Regions from separate parts of the Homo sapiens genome. Here region 2 is linked to region 1. A link is a loop called in an ENCODE intact Hi-C map of the cell type or tissue named here. Cell type or tissue: heart left ventricle. All regions are shown on one strand.

Region 1 (2,500 bases):
TGGAACTGGAACTCAGAAACATTCATCTGGCCACAAAACCACATCAAGACCTCAGGGCCAGTGCTGATCTAGACAAGAGTTTCCAACTACTCAATCTTGAACAAGGTAGTGAATTCTCATAAAATTAAATTCAATGTAGAGGAGTGTCCTATATTCTAAAGCTGAGTCCTCCCTACATTGCCATTTTAAAAATAGTCTATAGAACAATAAAAGATAAGTTTTTTAAAGAATGTCTTTATCTGGCAAAATTAAAAGTTGGGAATTCTATGTTGGTCCTAAACCCTTTTTTTAAATGTTATTGGTGAGAAAACCCAAAGCCTGGGAACTCTTAGCACACGGTGCCAATTTAGACATGAGAAAGGGTGGGGCGAGCTTGCTTGGATAGAGTGGTGAAAAAGTGGGGCTGATAGGAGGAAAGGTAGTTGGAAATTTAGAGGACGAGTTAACCATTTGGTTATGGGAGTCAACAGAGGACAATTCCAAGGGTACCATTAATCAAAACAGGAGAGCCAGAAGGATAAAGGTAGTTTGGTGGAGGCAGAGTAGGCAGAGGCTGGCAAGGAAGAGATTCGTTTTGGAAATGTCATGTGGTTTGTTCCTGTAAGATACCTGTTTGGAAATGTCCAATGAGCAATTAAAATGTCAGTCTGCAGCTTGAGAGGGGAGGACTACTTATTGATGAAACAACAGGCATTTATTTTATACTTACTATGAGCCAAGCACTAAGTTTGGGGGAAAGAGACATATTTGCATGTTATTCCATAGACTCCCTTGCACTGATCTTTTCTACATTAAGTACTTGTTAATATAATCCTTTTATCTGTTTTATGGTGCTTTGAACATGTAAGCCAAGATACAATGGAAATACAATATTCACATTTACAATTGGTCTACAAATGAATAGAAAACTAAGACTGAAAAAAACCTTTATTATTGTGTTAGTTACTAGCATAGGCTACAGTAACAAATGGATACAAGCATATAATGGCACAGCCCCATAAAAGTTTCTTAGTCACAATTTCTCTCTTGGTGGGCAAGTAAATAGGTTGCTGAAATGACTCTTAAGAGACATTTCAGCCTGAGAGGGGGTCCACCTCATAAACACAGGGCTTCCACTGCATCTCAGTCAGTATGCAGTGGCACTTTCAAGCCTTTAAGTGGCAGCATCACTTCCACTTATAATCAACAAGCTAGAACCCAGTCACATGGCCCCAACTAACTGCAAGGGCCATCTAGGAAACATAGTCAAGCTTTGTGTTCAAGGAGAAGAGGAAATGGATTTTGCTGAACAATGAGCAGACTGCCATAATTTTCATTAAATCATCTGAGAAAAAAAGCTAACTTATAGGAAATAAAACACTGGGTCATGAAGAACACTTAGTGTACCAATGAACAGAATCTTTAGCACTGCTTCTCTGGAAAGAAGTAATTGGCACTTATAAGGAACTTCTATTCATGTAACAGTTAAACCATGTTTTATTAGAAACAAAACAGCTGAATTCCAATATTGTTCAGAGTCCTTGCAAGGGTATCATTTGTTTTTTCTAGCTGAATAGTAATCTAAGCTAACTGACCTGAAATGATGGGAAAGAAGACAATATTCCAGTATTAATATGTTTTCTACAAGCACATCATTGATAACCTTCCTCTTTGTTCCCAGGAACATAGGCCTCTTCAATGTGTTTGTGGTTTTTGCATTCGTTTCACCATCAGCATTTTTTCTTCACAATTGTCCTTCAACGACTGCATCCGGTTATGAACTCTTAGTTAGCCTGTGACCACCTGCCTACTTCCAGATTTTGACTAAATTCTCAAACCCTTCATGTCAGTTCTTGAGCCTGAACTGTGCTCAGAGTAGCAGACAGAAACCCATTAGCAGTAATCCATCACTGCTCAAGATCTTTTATCATTTGATATCTAGAGATATCTGCATTTATTTATGAAATATGTCGATTATCCCTTAGAACTAAATTCCTTGTAATTTAAATCAAATATCTTTACTAGGGACATTTCCTTTCCAAATTTTAAGATTATCACCAGTTTTGCTGCGGTAGAGTCTTTTTTTTTTTTTTTTTTTTTTTTTTTTTTTTTTTTTTTTTTTGAGACGGAGTCTAACTCTGTCACCCAGGCTGGAGTGCAGTGGCACCATCTTGGCTAGTTGCAACCTCCACTTCCCAGGTTCAAGCGATCCTCCTGCCTCAGCCTCCCAAGTAGATGGGATTACAGGCGTGTGCCCCCACACTGAGCTAACTTTTGTATTTTTAGTAGAGTTGGGGTTTCACCATGTTGGCCAGGCTGGTCTTGAACTCCTGACCTCAACTGATCTGCCCACCTCGGTCTCAAAAAGTGCTGGGATTACAGGTGTGAGCCACGGTGCCCAGCCAAGGAAGTCTTATTGACATCAGCAGTGATACATTGTTTCTTCTGGCTTCAAATTTGGAAAGGGAAGCATTTGAAAAGAAACTGGGATTTCAGATATTAGCTCTGCTTTACATTGATC
Region 2 (2,500 bases), 150 kb after region 1:
TTGACCAAGGCCACACTCTCTTGCCGAGAGGTAGAACATGCTCTGCAGGGAGGGAGGTGAGGCAGGTGTGTCCTGAGATGGTGACATCCCTGCTTCCCAGCATTCGAGGCCTTAAATGTGATGGGTAGGGATACTGCAGAGGGAAGGTGAGGCTCCCAATATCCAGTCCCACCATGATGTCTCAATATCCTACAGTGGGGGGAGGGGTGGTGCACCAAAACTGTAACTGTTGGAAATGCGAGCAGTGGCAAAAAAAAGTTACATGACAGCATCTATGCAAATTGTGGAAAAAGCACATTTCTGGTTTAGGCAGAAAATCAAAAGAAAAGGACAGTGCTTGCACCATCTCGAGGCTGTCATCACTAGCATTGGCTTTCTCCTCCCCCGCCACAGAGCCATGCTCTCCAAGCAGGTGGGAGTGCTGGGGACGCGGGGTCTGGACCAACAAGAGAGTCAGCTCTGGGGTCTTCAGTATCTTCCCATGGCTGGACCCCAAACAGGCCTTCGTCCTTCAGGCTCCCCACCAGAGGCCTTCCTGAACATCAGGAACCCCTCCCTAGAGGAATCTATCCCAACTGGGGGTGGCCTAGAGAGAGATATAGGCATGGAGGACCCTGGGCGGGTGGAGCTCCGTCAAGGTCAGGAGCAGGTTCCTAAGTCTGCCCTTCGCTTTTTGGCCCAGAGGCCTGGGTTTCTGCCATACCAGGGGCCCTCTCAATAGAGGACCCACCAGAACTTCTCCTGTGTGCATGGGCCGCTGCCAAAATTATAAAAACCCCTCCTTCTGTTCGCCATTTGGCCCAAGGAACGAGGAGGGAAAAGAGGACTCTCCCACCAGGTGCCCTTCCTGTAACACCCCAATTCCACACACCTCTCCTGTAGTGTGAAAGGAAACTCATTTTGAGTTGTGATTTTTGCCCAGCCCACCTGGGATTTGGGGAGCATTACTAAAGCACTGCTACAGCAGCAGGGCAGCACTCTGGGATTCAGGGGACCTGGGTTTTCATCTCAGCTCTGCTGCACACTGGCTGAGTGGCCTGAATCTCTGTCTCTCTAGGTCTCAGTCTCTCCCTCCGAAAAGTGAGGCATTTTTGGGGGGCAGGGATAATAAACATGGTATCCTTGCCCCTCCTGGGGTTTCTCTATCTATAACAGGCATTACCAATCGCTCACTGAGTCCTGCCTGAGCCCAGCAGTCCTCAGCACAGCATCTAGGGAGTCCCTACCAGTCGATCAGAGAATGTCAATCTGCGGCCATGTGATCTCTTAGAGCCCTGACAGCTGTAAACATCCTGAGCCCCTTGCTAAGCCTCTGAGACTCCCTGTACCTCTCTGTAGTCAGAGAGGATTCCCAGAGGCCTCTGATGGGTTAATCCCCACAAACGCCTTTACATCTGCTCCTTCCTCTCCAGGTGCACCCTGCCCATAGCCTTCCTGAGGCACTCCAGTCTTCTAATTGGTCTCCACGGTGCTGGTCTCTTCTCGAACTCCAGAGCAAGATTGGCTTTCTATAATTATTACTTTCCTTGTGCAACTCTTCCAGAATCTTCCATGGCATACATAACTATCTGCAGGATTTTTTGGCAGTTGGGCATCCAAGCCCCCTTCCTGATTTGGAGGACTCTCCCTCTGTGGGCTGTCCTGGTGGGATGCAGTGCCCTACCATGAAAGCTGAAGCAGGGGTTCCTCCTACCCAGGGTCCTCTGCTATCCAGGGACGGGGCATGGGACTGGGTTTGGCCAATCAGACTCCTACCCAGGGTGGGCTGGGACTGGGCCCTCCGGAGCTGTCTTGGTGCTGATCTGGTTCCAAGTCTGGCTCTCCACTGTCCCAGCTCTAGCCCTTTAAATCTATGAAGCCCCTAAACCCTTTCTGCATAAGAGGACTGGGGTTGGGGGTGATTTCTGTTGCTAGCAACAGATAACTACATCTGTGTTATCTCTGCTCCTCAACAATGTCTCCGCTTTTCAGAGACAGAAACTGAGACCTAGAGACAGAGATTTGGGCCACTCAGCCAGTGTGCAGCAGGAATCCTGACTTAGTCAGCTCCCCTTTCTCTGTCTTATCAGATCTGACTTACCTGCCTGGCCCTCGAGGGGCACGCACACCCTGTTCCCACCCCCAACTGCCCTCTAACCTTATTCTTTGGTTTGCTCAACCCTACAGGGGTCACACTTCTCAAGTGTGACAGACCCAATTTTAAATGTGATGTCTCAGGTCCTATGAAAATGGTGATTATCTCCCCCAATCCCAATATTTGGATGACCACCTTTTCCCAGACTTCTTCTCTGACAGAAACACAGAACTTCTCTGCCAGATCATGGGTGTCCTAACCCTTGGTTTGGGAAAATATGGCCCCCAAATCAGGGGGCTCCTCACTGGCCCCCTCCCTGCATTCCTTGTGACACGGTCTTTAGAAAGGCCTGCTCCTCTGGGCTTCTGCACCCCTCAAGAGACGCCCCAACTCCTGCTCCCACTGAGACGATTTAGTGCACTTCAC

The links. Peaks named below come from ENCODE experiments on the same cell type or tissue, not always from the same donor. Only the 100,000 strongest peaks of a DNase experiment are listed, where the experiment ranks them.
Region 2: a loop joins it to region 1, with 2.3 times the contacts of the local background. A loop is called at or near these places in 4 of 110 quality-filtered maps.

Annotation. Positions count from the first base shown.
Region 1 is chr15:68,827,865-68,830,364 of GRCh38, reverse strand. No RefSeq gene overlaps it. Among named protein-coding and RNA genes, the nearest start is that of ANP32A, 8.2 kb to the right of the region's middle. RefSeq lists an enhancer at 1,231-1,280. In heart left ventricle, a CTCF peak has its summit at 1,148; no DNase peak of the experiment used is centred here.
Region 2 is chr15:68,681,273-68,683,772 of GRCh38, reverse strand. The region is part of intron 2 of CORO2B (coronin 2B); the gene reads right to left. Among named protein-coding and RNA genes, the nearest start is that of CORO2B, 100 kb to the right of the region's middle. In heart left ventricle, no CTCF peak of the experiment used is centred here; no DNase peak of the experiment used is centred here.